2 separate regions of the Homo sapiens genome follow, and region 1 is linked to region 2. A link is a loop called in an ENCODE intact Hi-C map of the cell type or tissue named here. Cell type or tissue: heart right ventricle. All regions are shown on one strand. Each heading gives the region's core, and the rest is flanking DNA. Links, peaks and the distances in the headings are about the cores only.

Evidence for each region. Hi-C counts contacts between places; a loop is a spot of excess contacts. Peaks named below come from ENCODE experiments on the same cell type or tissue, not always from the same donor. Only the 100,000 strongest peaks of a DNase experiment are listed, where the experiment ranks them.
Region 1: it touches region 2 in a loop (3-fold over the local background); 3 of 110 quality-filtered maps call a loop at or near these places.

The regions. Positions count from the first base shown.
Region 1 is chr18:63,258,963-63,267,595 of GRCh38, forward strand. The region is part of intron 2 of BCL2 (BCL2 apoptosis regulator); the gene reads right to left. Among named protein-coding and RNA genes, the nearest start is that of BCL2, 56 kb to the right of the region's middle. In heart right ventricle, for the core only: a CTCF peak has its summit at 3,468; DNase peaks (open chromatin) are centred at 3,591 and 4,185; H3K27ac peaks cover 1,665 bases.
Region 2 is chr18:63,021,499-63,030,131 of GRCh38, forward strand. No RefSeq gene overlaps it. Among named protein-coding and RNA genes, the nearest start is that of BCL2, 290 kb to the right of the region's middle. In heart right ventricle, for the core only: a CTCF peak has its summit at 3,831; a DNase peak (open chromatin) is centred at 3,871.

The DNA.
Region 1 (8,633 bases), core at 2,385-4,884, 240 kb after region 2:
GTAATTATGTTACATATGATCAGAAAACCTCACAATAGAGCTTCACCACAAACATTTGTTCATCACATTTTATTGAACCCATAAAAAGACATTCTAAGTGCTCCCCATGGCCCAGATGGAGGATCTTCGCACTGTGGTGCAGGCTGTGACTTCCCTGGCCGTCAGAAGTCCCATGCCCTTTGCTCACTCTAAGAAGAATGTTCACATTGAGCCCTGCAGCCTGTAATGTGGCAAAATGTTGCTGTCACCTCCCACATGAACAGGGCTATTGATGACTGTGGGGGCCTAGTGCAAAGGCACCAGCCCCCATCACAGAAAGAAAGCGGGCAGCGTGTAAGTGTCCCAAGCATGGCCCCGAGAGAAAAGCAGAATGCAAAAGGCAAACGCAGTTTGCATGCACGCAGGGCTTCGCTGAGGTCTATTTGTACCCGGCTCCCCATGGCAGCTGGGGAGCACCTTGCCGTTGGTTGGCACTGAAGCAGTGCCAGGTGGGTGAAAGCTGAATGAAATGTCTAACAGCTATCATATGGATGAACACGCAGGAAGCAGAACAAAGGAGCAGCATTTTATCAGCAGCAGAATCCTGATGGCAGTCATTGCCCAAGGGGAAACCGTTTGCTTTTATTTTCATCCTGGCCTTCAGTTTCCCTGGGTAACACCTTCCAGCCATCCCAGTGGTTACCTTACCCACCTACGTGGTTATCAGACGTCTAGACTCAGCCAGGTGTTTTCCCATTCCATATTGCAGGGGGCAAGGTCACCTCGGAATGGACTTCCAAAGGCAGGTGGGAATTACGCCAATGAGAAAGCAAGTCACAATTCAAATACTCGCTGTATGTGGGAATCTATATTGAACAGAAAGAATAAAATGACTCCATTTTTATTCTGTGAACTCTCCCTTCCAGACCCTCATACAGAAGAGAGTGTGGATCCATTTAAGGCTGACTACATTCAATTGCACACATCTGCTTTCTAATTGTCTCAGTTACCATTCTCCACAGCTGGCCTTTTCTCCGTTTTTGCTTTTAAAACATCACCTCTCAACATATTGTGAGGAAGACCAAACCCTTAGACTCAGATGTTCCAGAAACCTGATCTATTAGTTGTGTTTTGAACACGTCTGGCTACTTTTCATCTGCTTTTTTTTTTCTTGGTCACATGAACACTGCTGTAAACAAATTCTGTAGTTTGAGTTATGATATCCATCAGAAAAGCCTAACAACACTGTAGCCTTCACTACAATGCATAAGCATGAAACACCTAATTTTCCTCATTCCATACATACACACACATGCATGCACATGTACACGCACACACACAGCAATGTATCATTTGAAAACGGAGGCATAGTTCCCTAGCAACATAACCAAAAACATGGCAATATCTTTTGGATCTCCAAGTTCTGGATTTATTATGTAAATTGTTTGAGGCTCATGATTGAAGGCTTCAAGATCTCATTTTATCAAAAAAGATCTTAGCAGTTACTAGTCCATAGAACTTTCCCTGACAGCAGGGTACCTCTGCAAGGAGCTGCCCTGTCCATGAGCCAGGCACGCCCTGGTCAGCAGGGGCGGACGATAGCACAGACAGCAAAGGGCCAACCAGGCCAGAACAGTGCCTTAATCCCTAGGAATAAACATAACCCAACTTCTTAAGGGTCAGGTTCGTTACTAATGAGGCTCTGCGTTATGAAACAAACTCACGAGAGAAAGGTGATATCTAGCCAATTGATTTTAAAAATGGAAAAAAAAAAGTGGCCCATGTCTTCTCCTATTCTCCTGGCAGATAACGGGGGTAGATGAAGTGGGAGAAATAAGAGGAACAATAACTCCTTCAAAAAGAAGAAATAAAATGAAAAAGAAAAACAAACATGAGCTGGATCAGGAAAAAAAATAGGGCAAAACAAGCAGAAATGATCTTTAGATAAGAACAGTATTACATAAAACAGCACCCATAATATGTTAAAGCCACTCTGCAGTACAAATCACTTTTCCACAAAGAATTAAAAGAAGAAGAACAAATACAAAAATCAATTAAGGTCCAGGGAAGGGCTCCATTCCTTCTCGAGGGGCTGCTTCTTATCCAAACACTGGCTGATTCATGCAGGTACTGCCAGGCTGCCTCAGAGAGGGTATTTTTTATTTCTGCTTGACTTTGTCCATAGAGTGATTTTCCCATTTTAGTTTGCAAGGAAAGGTTAAGCAGGAGGAGTAGAATGTTATTCCACTTAGAAAAGAATCCAACCCATCCCAGGGCCTCAGGCTCAGTGCTTCCCTTTGGTGAACTAGTTTTCCAAGAGCCGACAACTAGCTGCTTGGTTGTGAGTGACATGAAACACTGCCCTTCCTCTCCTGGAGGAAGAAACCATCAGCATCCTTCCAACTGCTCCCACTGGGAACAAGGCAGATGGAAGAAGACCAGCACGATGCTTGATCCATAGGGAGCACGAACTAGATATTCACTGAAGGAGTAAGGAGCAAGAAATAGATCTCTGACCCAAAGTGATAAAACACCAAAGCCAACTGCTCATTTCATTAGCTGCAAGAGAGCCATGCAGGGCAGCCTTTCCTCCCATAAGACAACTCAGCGTGGAGTTGTTGAATGAATAGGAAAAAGGGAGAGCTTTGAAACTCACATAGAAATAAAAACGGTCTTAGGGGATAAACCATATTTATATTATACTACCTACGCCATTTAAGGAATGTGGTTATACATTTTCTGAAAAATAAAATGTCCTATCCTGTCTTAAAAAACTGAATTTGTATAATATTGGGTTTGCCTAAAGAGTAAAGCACATATACTAATTTTCTTTTTTGTTGTTATTTTTTCTTTTTTTTTTTTTATTTTGAGACAGAATCTCGCTCTGGAGTGCAGTGGCATGATCCCAGGTCACTGCAACCTCTACCTCCCAGGTTCAAGCAATTCTCTTGTCTCAGCTTCCCAAGTAGCTGGGACCAGAGGCTCCTGCCACCATGCCCAGTTAATGTTTGTATTTTTAGTAGAGACAATGTTTCCCCATGTTGGCCAGGCTGGTCTCGAACTCCTGACCTCAAGTGATCTGCCCGCCTCGGCCTCCCAAAGTGCTGGGATTACAGGCATGAGCCACTGCGCCCAGCCAATTTTTTTATATTTTTAGTATAGGTGGGGTTTCACCATGTTGTCCAGGCTGGTCTTGAACTCCTGGCTTCAAGTGATCCACCTGCCTCGGCCTCCCACAGTGCTGGGATTACAGGCGTGAGTCACTGTGCCCAGCCACATATACTAATTTTCTTTGGAGTAAAGGCACAAGTACATTCATTGTACAAGTACAGAATCCAGGAAAATCATCAGAAGAGCTTTGACGTAAAGAGTATTTGTTACCCATCAGTAGTTGGTAGTGTGGCTGATCATCTCCTTGAAATGTGCAAACGTGTGTGGTAAAAGTAAAGAATCGGAGGTAGGGAACTTATACCAGGCTCACAACTCCACCTCCTGTTCAGAGTAAGTGCTGGGTTGCTGACCAAATTAGGTCTTCTTGGACCTCCGGAGCAGCCCTTCTGCATTTCCAGGAAGGAGGTGGACAAGTGGCTATTTTGGTCTGTCTGTCCATCTGGCTTGTTTGTGGCTGGCTAGTTCACCACCCAGCTCATGGTCAGGCTGGAGGATTGGGTACCTTTGCTCCGACCAGTCAGACATCCCACTATGACACAGGCCACTCACTGCAGACTAGAGGGATTCAACAGGAAAGTCCCACGGGGTAAGCAAATACCACCACTACCCAAAGTAAAATTCCAGGCTAGGGGTCAGTGGTGTCCTCATCATAGGAAAAAGGGAAAGTACATCAGAATTTGACAGAGGAACAAGTACCAAACTGCTGTCCCCAAATAAAGAACTTACATCAACAAGGAATATAAAAATGTTATTTAGGACTTCTGTTCTCAGATGTTTAATACAAAGGAGAGATTGTTGTGCCAGGGAACAAAGTGATCCAATATCCACAAAGCCAGAATTCTCCTACTGCACATTTTGTTTCCAAAACACTAAGGAATACAGCAAGATTTCAAGTTGGAGTAAAGAAGCTACTTCTGGAAACAAGAGAGGAGATAACTGAAGACTTTCACAGAGGGGCTGAAATCCTTCCCGGAAAACTGTGCTCATCAGGGAACCTCAGCCTAGGGGGCAGCGAGGGTGGACGGTGAGCTGACCTATCCCCAGACATGTGGAATAGGTATTGGGTGTGCGGGGGGTGCAGTGCAGAATGAAGGCTGGGAGTTGTTAAAGCTACAGAATATTCTAGTAGCATACCACGGGAACTCAGGAACCTCAAACGTTTTTCAAAAATTAACGCTTTGGGCTCAGAGTTTCAGGCAGTCCAGTGTAATTTTACTTCCACTGGGATTGTTGCCAGAAAGAAACAAGCAGTGCTCCTTGACTACAGATTTTTAAAACCTGTTTTGTTACATGCAGGTGTGTGAGATCCTAAGGAGACTTATTTAATTAAGATGGGGGTGAGGGAGCAGGAGGGCTGATGAGTGGCCCTTCTCCCTTGAATGGCCACCACATTGGACTGTATTACAGAACAAAAACCCAAAAGCCCTAACCAGAAAGACAACTCAAGGGTGTCAATCTGTTTCTCCCGTTTCTAGTTCATTACTTTTACTCTTCACTGGAAGCAGTCACATCATTGCATCATCACTCTCTCCTTTACTGGACTGAGCATTTCCAGAGGGTAATGCAATAGGACTGAGGTGATGGGGCTGGGAAACCAGGTCCCCTGGATCTAATCTTGGCTCCACTGTACAATGGGATCAATGTCAAGTTACTCCTCTTCAACTCAGTATCCTCACCCATACAATCGGAATAATGGGGCCTACCTTCTGGACTGCTGCAAATTTTTTTTTTAGACGGAGTTTCACTCTCATCACCCAGGCTGGAGTGCAATAGTGCAATCTCAGCTTACTGCAACCTCTGCTTCCCGGGTTTAAGCGAATCTCATTTTTGTATTTTTAGCAGAGACCGGGTTTCACCATGTTGGCCAGGCTGGTCACGAACGTCTGACCTCAGGTGATCCACCTGCCTTGGCCTCCCAATGTGCTGGGATTACAGGCGTGAGCCACCACGCCCAGCCTGCTGCGAATCTTAAATGGAATAGTATAGTAAAACGCTCAGCATGCAGATGGCCCCGCCTTTGAATCCGCGGACTGCACCTTACCCGTCTTCACATCCTCCTTCATATTTGCTCATAGTAGGGCCTCATATTAAAATTTTTTAAAGAACAACAAAATGTTTTATTTCCTCTAGTTTATTTTTTTCCTGATAACATGCTCCCTGCCTGTGCCCTAAACCCTCTCCCTGGCACTGGACTGGATGCTTCAGATCAGTTGTGATTAACATTTTACACACCCCCTGTAAAACTGGACACTAGCACTCAAGCATTATTTTAATTAACGGCCAGAGAGTGGCAAAATTAAATATGAGATGACCTACCTCAATGCTCCACTGTGTCTCCTACCCCTGGAATTTCAAGGGGCCTTTGTTAAAAGTGAGTGTACAAAGGAAACACAAACAGGCAAAGGAGAGGAGAAGGGAGCAGCAGAGACAGATAAAAGCCAGGAAATCACAGCCCGATTCCCTGCACTGTCTCCAAATTACTGGTGTCTTTGAACAGCTTGCATGATATTAAATATTTTTAAGAAGTTACAATCCATGACAATAAAAACTGTAGTAAATATTAACAGAAACTGACATCGTAGAAATTTTTAAGGGGATCATCCACTAAAGAAATACATGATTTGGAATAATTCCTTCCTGTGTAATCAATGGGAACGAAGAGATAGCCAAGAGATTTGTGGCTCTTCCAGTCAATATGACACCCCAAACCTCTTACTTCTCCTAACTTCTTTGGTCAAAGATATTTACAGGGCACCCATGTGGGGAGTACGCTGTCTCAAGTCCTCTCGGGATGAGGCCTCTGTGGCAAGGGGCTGCAGGGGGCCCAAAGGAAAGAACACGGACTCTCACCGGTGACCCATGGAAAGAAACCAAGTGCCAAGATCTGGAGAGGCGCCAGGGTCCTCAAGGGACTGGGAGAACAGCTGCGTGGCAAGTGGAGAAGCACCTGTGGCACTCCAGGTGGCTCCAGCCAGAACTCCAGGCCTCTCTGTCGCCAATCAAAATAAACAGTGAAGCAATCAAAGTGAGCACTCGAGTCCCATCAGCAGAGCACCACGCTAAGGTCTTGCTGGCAGCAGAGTTTGGGAAGGGGAAGGGCCACAATGGCAAGGGGAAAGCAAAAGAAAGAGAAGAAAGGGCCCTTGTTCTTGTGCAATTATTATTAAACTTGGAGAAAATAACACAATAAAAACAGCTATCAGTAATTTAATACAGGACGATTTCCTATATTGTGGTATGTGATCTTCATAGTCACCTGTAACCCTGGGATATAGATATTACTAACCCATTAAACATTTCATCCAAGATTAAAGAAATAGAGATGAAACCAGGGCAGTTAGGTCAGTCTGACTCCACAGTTGGTTTTCTCAGCGATTACACTCTATCACTTCTTTCTTTGAAACAACCTCACACACCCATGCATGCACATAGAAGAGGATTTTATAATTTAGGCGTGGGGAAGGTCAGTCTTAACTATGACTCAAACCCCAGAGGCTATAAAAGAAAAAAAACTGATAAATCTGATTTCATGAAAATAAAAATTTTCTGCATGGGGAAAAAACACCATCAACAAATGACAAACCAGGGACCTATCTGGAACATAGATCACAGACAAAGGATATATTTCTTTAATATATAGGAAATGCCTATAAATCAATATGAAAAGAGCCAACGAATACTAAATCAGCTAATAAAGAAAATCAAGATAGTTCATAAACACATTAAAAGATGCATAACGACTCATAACAAGAAAAAAGCTGGTTAAAAATACTAGAAGGGTGAACATCAAAACATTTTATTATATAGGCAAGGGTGAGGCTAAGAAGGAAGGGGCAATCTCATAAACTACTAATGAGAAAATAAATGAGTACATCCGTTATGAGGGACAATCTGGCACTATCTATCAAAATTATAAATGCACCTGCCCTTTGGCCGCAAATTCCAATTCCAGGATTTTATCCTGCAGATCAACTCGTATGTGTGCAAAATGATGTCTGTAGGAAGCTAATCTCTGCGGCACTGATTGTACTAGAAAATGTTTGAGAACAACCTAAATATCCAAAAAGGAGACTGATTAAATAAACTATGGTATATCCCTACAATGGGCTATTATGTAGACACAGAAGAGAAGAGGAAGCTCTTAATATATTGATATGGAACAAGCCCCAAGGTATACTGTTAATCAAACAAAGCAAATTAAAAATCTCAAGCAGAATAGGCTATCATAAATATAAAAGAAAATCACATAGTGTCTACATATATATTTGTAAATATCCCTGGAAAGATACACAGGGCATGGGTGACAGGAGCTGCTTTTGGGGAGAAGTGGGAGGTAAAGTGAGGAGGGAGGCTCCTGTCACTGTATACACTTTGTATTTTTTGAATTTTATAATATGTGCTTCTATTGTCTATTCAAAAAATAAATTGTATATATAATTTATTATATATTAAATATACAGATGACAAACCCGGAACCAATTTGGAACATAAATCTCTCTCTCTCTCTCTCTCTCTCTCTCTCTCTCACACACACACACACACACAAAAATATATATATTTATACTACATACAAATCAAAATCAGGAGCCACACAAAGGCAGAAGTAGCTTCTGGCCCACAAGGCTGTGTGACCTTGGGCAAGCTGCTTCACCACTCAAGCAAGGTCTCAGCTTCCTCATCCATAAAATGGGGACTGGAATCCTCCCTTTCTCCTAAAGTTTGGAGAAGTAAAGGAAGGAATATATGTAAAGCCTTTAGGTCAGTGCCTGGCACACAGTAAATTTATGCAAGTGTTTGTTAAATAAGTCTACTCGGTTGGTCAAGGAAGACATCTCTGAAAAGTGCCCTCAAAGTCAGATTAGAAAGCTCAGTAGGAGTTAGGCAAGGAGGAGAGAAGCAGGGGAAACAGAGAGTGCTCCTCAGAAGGAGTGGCTTGTGCAAAGGTCAGGAGGTGAGGAGATGCTCGCACTGAGGGAAGCCTGGGTGACTGGCACAGAGCCTGGGAGGGCAGGGGACAGCACGATGCAAGGCCGAGGAAGTGAGAGCGTGGATCAGTCACGACAGTTTCTCTGGGGGTGCTCAGCAACCCATGGAGCATTTATACAGGGGCATTCCGTGCTTGGGTAGGTTTTCCTAGAAAAATTTCTCTGGCAAGAGTCAGGAGGACAGGTTGGAGAGAGGCAAAAACTGGGTGGCAGAGAGGCCAGCTGGAGATTGTTGCAGCAACTCAAGGAGGAAATGATGAGGCTGTGAACTAAGGCAGTGGCAGCAGGCAGGGGATGGAGTGGGGAAGACACAAAGGAGGTGCAGTCAGCTGGGCTGTTTGACCTAGATGGTGGCTAGAGGTGGGACAGAAGAAAGAATTGAGGATAATTACCAGAGTTTTGACCTCATCAGTTTGGAGGACTGTGATGCAACTCACTGAGATAAGAAGATCAAGCAAAGGAAGTGGCGGAGGGAGTAAGATGATGGGTTAAGTCCCA
Region 2 (8,633 bases), core at 2,430-4,929:
ATTCCCCTGTCTTCTTTCTGTCCTTTGTCTTCCCTTCTTTCTTTTCTCCCTCCATCCCTTCTTTTCCACCTTTTTTTCATTAGTGCATCACAATCTATCAATCTATCTGTCTGTCTATCCATCCATCCATCCATCCATCCATTTATCACAACCATCCAAAACTAATTAATATCACTGGTCTAAGTACTAAGCTAAATAAGCATTGAAATACAGAGTTAAAATGGTCTTACCGTCAAACAGTTTATCCTTTAATAACATTTTTTAAAATCTAGGAATGGTATCTATTTTTTCTTCTGTTTATTTAAATGGAAATAATTTTCTCTAGAAATATTTGTGAATCTCCTCACATTTAGTAGTAAGGACATTTGTGGGGAAAGTGAAAAGTGAATTCTTGAGAATTGTTCTGCGATTCAATGTGGGGGCCATCAAGCAAGTGGCTTCCAAGGGATGCTTCCCTGTTTAGCGTTTCCTTCTGTGGGTTTTTAAAAATCACCCAGTTTTGTGGGTGAAAATAATATTTCAGTGTTTGCTTTTTGTGAATGTGGCCCAGATTTTCTTTTGGGTTATTTCTTTTTCTTTTCTTCCTTTTTCTGGGAGCTCTTTATATATTAGGAAGATTAGGCCTTGTTTTTTATATGAATTACAAAAATTTTTTTTTCATTTGACATTTAAAAATTTAGCATATAGTAGTTTTTTCATTTTCATGCAAAAGGTTTAAAAATGTAGTGGAACATGTTAGTCTCTTTCTGTATGCTCCTGGATTTCGAAAAGGGGTGTTCTGGAGAGAGTATACCCTGGGCCTCTGCAAACCCATGGGCTCTGGGAGCCCAGAACTGTGCTGCGTGCCGTCCTGACCAAGCACCTGCTCCAGGTGACGGAGGGCGCTGCAGCTCCTTGGATTGGCTGCCTTCTCCTTTTCTTTTTGTTGAGCTTGGTTTCATGGGAACAGGAGCACTGTAAATATCTCACAAATCTATTTCAGAGGGAACGGAATTAGGAGTGGGCTTATGTCAGAAAAACAATACTACCAGGCCTCAGAATTCTGCGCCCTCCCTGCCCCTTCCCGCCTACCGCCCGGGAGGTCTCGCCTTGGGCTGCAGTGTGCGGACCGGCCAGAGGGGGCAGCACGGCCCAGTGGCAGGAGGTGTGCCCCGAGTGCGAGGGGGTCTTGAGCGCACTGCACGTGCTTTCGACTGCACTGAGCACAGCTCGGTAAATTACAAACTACGTCCTACCGAAGCAGATCCATTCGACCTCCCTCAGAAAGGAAGGATGCATGTGGATGATGCGTCTCACTCTTGTACTCAAGGGATCCCCACTCCTCAGCCTCCCAAAGTGCTGAGATTACAGGCGTGAGCCACCGCGCCCGGCCTCAGAATTTCATTCCTTTTGAAAATTCGGCAATATTCCACGAAATATATGTACCATGTTTTGTTTATCCATTCAGCTGCTGATGGACATCTGGGTTGTTTCCACCTTTGGGCCCTTGTAAATAGCTGCTATGAATGCTGCTGCGAACCCTGGTGTACATGTATCTGCTTGAGTCCCTCCCTCCAGCCATTGGAGTGCACACCTCGTAGTGGAATTGCTGGGTCTTATGGTAATTCTTATTTAACTTTCCGAGGAACTGCCAAACTTCTTTTATTTTTAAACAGGAGATTTATTTTTCCTCACTCAGGATCCTGGGCACACATCAGCTTGCTCATTATTTCCCTGGGCCAATGAGCAGGATTTTTCCAGCCTCTTCTCCCTGGTGCATCGCCTTTCTAGGGTCTGGTTCATGCAGGGGCTCAGCAATCTGTCCCACCTCACACAAACCCAAAGCCACACCCCATGAAGGAGAGGACATGTGGCATTTGCTCATGGATCTGTCTTCTCCTTATGTTGACTTTGCAACAGTCTTTGACCCAGCAGCCCGCCTCTTCCTTCTAGAACCACTTTCCACTTTTATTTCCTTCATCGTTTCTCCATCTCTAACAATATAAGTTGTGAGGACAGGGACATTTTCTCTCTTGTTTTCTATTGCAGCCTCCCAGCACAAAATGGTACCTGGCACACAGTAGGTGCTTAGAAATATTTGGTGAATAAGAGAAAGTGCTAAATCTTTTCTATACGTCGTCTCATTTAATGCTTATAACAACTCTATGAAGGGATAATTATCCTATTTTATACTCAAAAACAGGACCAGAGAGTTTAAGTAACTTCCCTAAGGTAACATAGCTAGTGAAATTCCTGTGCTATGTGTTATCCAAACTATAATAGAACAAGCCTGCACCATCTTCCCTGAAGAAAGCTGTTACTCCTCCAACTGCCCACTGGCTGTTCTGGAAAACCCCAGGAATGCTGCCCCTGCGATGGGTGGGTCCCTCCCTGAGTCCTGGGTCTGTACTCAAAGGTTCCCATCCTGTCCCAAAACTGTCCTCCTCTGTGCCCAGAGGAAGGGACCTGGTTCTCCCTTGACTACTCCATCCTCAGCAAGGACCTTCTCCTCTTTAACTTTTTTTTTCTTTTTCTTTTCTTTTTTTTTTTTTTTTTTTTTAGATGGAGTCTCACTCTGTCACCCAGGCTGGAGTACAGTGGCTCGATCCCAGCTCACTGCAACCTCCGCCTCCAAGGTTCAACTGATTCTCATGCCTCAGCCTCCCAGGTAGCTGGGACTACAGGCCCCCACCACCACACCCAGCTATTTTTTTTATTTTTAGTAGAGACTGGGTTTCACCATGTTGGCCAGGCTAGTCTCGAACTCCTGATCTCAGGTGATTCACCAGCCTAGGCCTCCCAAAGTGCTAGGATTACAGGCATGAGCCACCATGCCCAGCCAAGGACCCTCTCCTTTATGTCCCACAGCAATGCAGAGGTCAGGCAGTGACATTTAATAGGACTTTATTCATAGTTTGAGGCTAATGAAAGCACAAAACTGAAAAAAAAAATGACAAACATCCTTGGGCTCAGATCCATCCCAGGGCTCCTCGCTGGGCCACGCTGGCCTCCCAACCAGCCTGGCCCCCAGGGCCTTTACAAGCCAAGCAGCTCACCCGCCTCCCCAGCACACCCCAAGCATCTCTCTCGTGTTAGTCCGCTCGGCCTGTCATAACAAATTACTACAGACTGGCAGCTTAAGCAATGGAAATGTATTTCCTGGAGGCTGGTTCTGGAGGCTAGATGTCTGAGATCAAGGTGTTGGCAGGAATGGGTTCTTCTGAGGCCCCCCTCCTCAGCTTGTAGATGCCGCCTTCTGCCTGTCTTCGCGTGGTCGCCTCTCTGTGTGTATCTGTGTCCTATCTCTTCTGCTTATAAGGACATAGTCACATTAGATTAGGGCCCATTCTGACAACCTCATTTTAACTTAATTGACTCTTTAAAATCTCCACTTCCAAATGCAGTCACATCATGAGGTACTGCCAGCTAGAACTTTAATATATGAATTTGGGGGGGCAGGGGGCCTAGCCAGCCTGTCGCGACTCAGCAGAGAAGTACGTTTGCCCTTTCCCGGGAGTGTAGGGTACTCTGCCCCCATGTCACGGTAATCTTGTTGGCCTCTTCCAAAGACGACTGCCAGTGGCTCTATTTGTTTGTTTCTCCTTATCCAGTGGGGAAAATTCTCGAGTCACATGGCTCTGTGTAAAACAATGGGTGTCTGGTGGGGGATGACGGGCTAAAAGGGCCCACCAAACTGTAAAGTTGCAAAATTCTGTATTTCTAAAATATTTCCAGAGAATATCAATTAGGAGACGATATGGAAAGCGGGGAAGGGTCAAGAGACAGGTTGCTGAAAATAGAAGCCCATCCTCAGTCCGGAATTCTGCCTATCCTAGAGGCTAAGCCTCGCATTTCAGCCCTGTGGGTGGAGCTGTTGCCCATCCTGTGTGAATAGAGTACCTGGCTTCGTGGGTATCAATCCAGGACCACAAAGCACAGCTTTCTTTCTCTCCTGGAACCTTAAATTGAGGTCTGTTCTGTACTCGTCTGTGCGCCAGGTCTTGGCAGCCTTCTCCGGACCTTGGGGCTCTTTGAGTACTTACAGTCTTTGTTCAAATAAGCAGTCTCCTGACGGCTGGCCCAGATGTGGAGCCCACATCTGGAAGCTATCCCTAGTCTTGGCCCAGGCATTCAGGCTTAGGCGATGTGTGTTTCAGGTACAACCACACCCTGCCTGTTGGTCCAAACATAAGGGCCTGTGCAGGGCAGAGGTCTTGGAGGCTGGCGGCTGGCTTGGAGACAGTGTATTAGGTTAAATCCTAATGGGCAGTCATTTGGAAATATACAGGGACCCCCTGCCAATGACTTCATGCTGTGTTCCTGTCCTACCATCCTTCCCTGTTTTTTCTTGGCAGGGCTCGAAGTGCCAGGCCTGCCACAAGCACCCAGCAAGCAACTTCCCTTATCTCTCTGCAGCTTGCTGGTGGGGCATTTATCTTGGCCTATGGGTGGGGAGTGGTTATCCAAACCTCAGACTGAGTCTTCCAGTTGGGAGTTTATAGCTGAGACGTATGGTGCAGGCATGAGGGAGAAATATCCCTACATCACAAAGTGCTGAGTTTAGGAGGGTTCCTATACTTAAGGAAAACTGTGCTACAAAGCCCCAAATGCGGCACAGCTTGCTTCAGACCCACAGCACTTTTCCAAGAAAGGAAATACCCTGTTCATCATCCCCAAGAAGAGCAAGGACCAAGAGGGGTTTATGTGCAGGAAGGAGGGTGGCATTGCTGGGAGTTCGTCTGAGTAAATGCTTGTTTCAGGAGCTTGTGTCAAGCAGTTAGCGCCTGTTGATAGATTTCGGGTATGACAGGTCCAAGGAACCAGGATCCTCACTGAACCTGTCTGGCCTGACCTACGATAGATTTTTTTTTTCCTTGAATCAACTTAAAAGTTTCTCAAGTAGAAAATTTTAAAAATACAGATAAAGGGAAAAAAATCATTCCTCAAATCTCTACATCATAGATGCCAATGTTCACACTTTGGCTTATACACTACTATAATGGACTGAATGTTTATGCTCCCCCCAAATCCACATGTTGACATCCTAACCCCCAGGTGATGGTATATGGGAGGTGATCAGGTCGTGAGGTGGAGCTTGCACAATTGGCTTTTGTGCCCTTATAAAAGAGACCTCGGAGAGCTGTCTTGGCCCTTCTACCACCTGAGACACAGTGAGAAGAGCTGTCTGTGAACCAGGAAGAGGGCCCTCACCAGACACCAAATCTGCTGGCACCTTGATCTGGGACTTCTCAGCTTCTCAAACGATGAGAAATACATGTATGTTGTTTATAAGTCACCTAGTGTATGGTATTTTCTTACAGCAGCCAGGGATGGACTAAGACAACTGCCAGCCTTTCTCTTGTATGTATGAATAAACACTTTTCAAAATAATGACAGGGAATTATTCTGAAATATTATTTCCTAACCTGCTTTTCACTTCACAGATGGTAATAATTTTCTTTTCTGTTTTTTTGTTTGTTTGTTTGTTTTTGTTTTCTTTTTTTTTTTGAGATGGAGTCTAGCTCTGTCACCCAGGCTGGAATTCAGTGGCGTGATCTTGGCTCACTGCAACCTCCGCCTCCCGGGTTCAAGTGATTCTCCTGCCTCAGCCTCCCAAGTTACTGAGATTACAGACGTCCACCACCACATCCAGGTAATTATTGTATTTTTAATAGAGACTGGGTTTCACTATGTTGGCCAGGCTGGTCTAGAACTTCTGACCTCAGGTGACCCACCTGCATCGGCTTCCCAAAGTGCTGGGATTACAGGCGTGAACCACCACGCCCAGCCACGATAATAATTTTCCATGTGAAAAATGGTCTTTTCAGAATCACTGCTGCCTCTTTTTTTGGGGACCGAAAATCTGTGGAGACAGTTTTAGTTGTCATAATAATGAGAGGTGGGAGTGGGATGTGGTGGCAACGTGCAAATGACATTTAGAAGACAAAGGAGTGAAAAATTAGATGTCCTCCAAAACTCGAGTCCAGCCCCAGTTTTGAACATCCTAATGGACATTCATACAGGTAAAAAAAAAATTTATAATGATTTGAAACCCAAACCTAACTTCATTTTGCATATAAGCACGAAGCTTTTTGGTGTGGTTTTAGTATACACTAAATTTTCCAGCAATGCAACTAATAGTGTGTTTAGACCTTTTACTGTGAAATGTTGACTCAACCACCTGGAGAATCTCGTCAGCAATGGCAATGCCAGTGACAGCAGCTCAATCAACATCACAACATCACACCACCTGTATATAGGTGTGTGGTGGTCACTGTATCTGTGATGACTATACATAGAGGTGAATATACTTATTTAGCCTTCTATTTCTAAACATCATATAAATAAAGTGTCTACATTTAGTGGAACATTGTCTTATTCCTACTAAATCTCAACTTATTTAAAAGTAGATTCAAGCATCTGACTTCTTCATTGTATCTTCAAATGTAGTTGTGTCTAAAAATTGCAAATTGACACTGTGATCTCTTGGCAATGCACACTTCTTCTAAGCTCTGCCTTCTGCCTCTGGGGCTGGAAACCTCCAAGTTCCAGCTCCTAGATTCCTTCCCATCTTGCCTCACTTGAGGGTCTGCCAGTAGGAGACACTGGCTTCTGGTTCATCCTGGATCTTATGCTATGAAGGATGGCAGCCACAGCCTGGCTACCAGCGACTCTGAGTAACACCATTTCTGTTTTTGCTTCTCCAGTTCTCGGGGGTAGTCATTCCCTATAGTTACTAATCCTGGAAAACCCTACCTTCATCGATTTGCTCTTCCAGCCTTTCCAAAATCTTTGTAACCAATTCTCTACATTAACTCTCCTCTGAAATACCTACAGTAGTTGTTTTTGTGACTGGACATATATGGATAAAAAATGCATAGGTTTTATTCTATTTGAATTGTTTCTATTATGGTCAGGCCATTGTGTACATTCTTTTAAAAAATTATGCACCTGAGTAAATATATTATCTGTGAATTTAATTTCAGGGTAACAAAAGAGGGGTATTACAAAATATTTATTACTATTATAAAGGGGTGTTGAGCTTGACAGAGTTGAAAACCACTCATCTATGTCATCCTTTTTAGTGACTTCCTTTATCTTCTTACACCTTCCCCTGTTGTTTGACATTCAGGTTACTGCTCACATGTCATCCCCCCATTTATACCGTATTAGTTACTTGTTGCCTTCCTCCACCAAAAGATAAGCTTTATGAGGGCAGCCATTTAATCTGTTGCGTTCACCACTAGACTACTAGTATCTGAATATGTTAGCTACTCAGTAGATACCAAATCAGTACTTGCATATGTTAATTACTCAATAAATATTTTAAAAATAGATGGATGAATCTTTCAGATCTTGGCTTTGACATTATTTCTTCCTGTAAGTCTTTCCTGACATGCCTTGGTCAGATGAAATGTCCATCCTTGTGAATAAAATGATAGCAGAATTGTGGATGAGAACCAAATAACAAGCAAACAGTAACACATAGTATCCAATCAGACCATAGAGAGGTTATTAGAGTCCAAACAAATGATGAAGGAAATTGGTTACAATATGGGTAGGGGCACATCTACCCAACTCAGGTAATAAAGAGGTGAAAAGGGTTTGATTAAAAAGTGGATAAAATAGAAACACGATGCACTGGTTGAAGACTAAATCCCAGTTGAAAAGCGTGGCTTTGGGTTTCTGGTTGATGGAATTGGTTCAGTATATTCACCCATGCTTTGGTAGGGTCAGTCATGCCCACATCCCACTCAATCTCTGACCAATAAGCAATTTCACTGTAGTCCTGAAACTTCATCCCAGTCTTATCAGTGCTGTTCCAAGTGATAAGAATCTGTCCTCTCTACTTAAGTGGCTTTACAGTTCTAAGATTATATTAATATAAGCAGAGAAATGGTGAAGGAAAACAAACCTGTGGTATTAATATTTTGTGTTAAGTTTATTAATAAGTTTTATAATCAGGATAATCTACATAATAAATAAGGGGTAGAAACAATATACATTTGAAGCTCTGATATATCAATTTTGGGATTTCAATTTGAAATACATCATTGGTATTAGACCTGCAATTTTAATTCATAAAGTATAAGATAATTTGATTAAATTTTAAAACAGTATTTGAATGTTTAAGAAAAACTGACCTGAAATAAGTATGGTGTGTGTGCCTGTAATCGCATCTACTCAGCAGTCTGAGGCAGGAGGATCGCTCGAGCCCAGGAGTTTGAGGTCAGCCTGGGAAACATAGCAAGACCCTGTCTATAGAAAAAATAAAAAAAAGAAAAAGAAAATAAAAACTGGCTCACTATGTTTATAAGTTTGATTTGCAAGAGTTTCTTAAGAGTTTAGAAGATTTTGTTTTGTAAATCTGTCCAGTCAGGCATTAAAAATGTTTAAAAGAACATAATTATGTTTGTAAGTTGTATTTAATTGTTTTTTCTTTTCTTTTTTTTTTTTTTTTTGAGACAGAGTCTCGCCCTGTTGCCCAGGCTGGAGTGCAGTGGCACAATCTCAGCTCACTGCAAGCTCCGCACGCTGGGTTCACGCCATTTTCCTGCCTCAGCTTCCTGAGTAGCTGGGAATATAGGCGCCCGCCACTACGCCCGGCTAATTTTTTGTATATTTAGTAGAGACAGGGTTTCACCGTGTTAGCC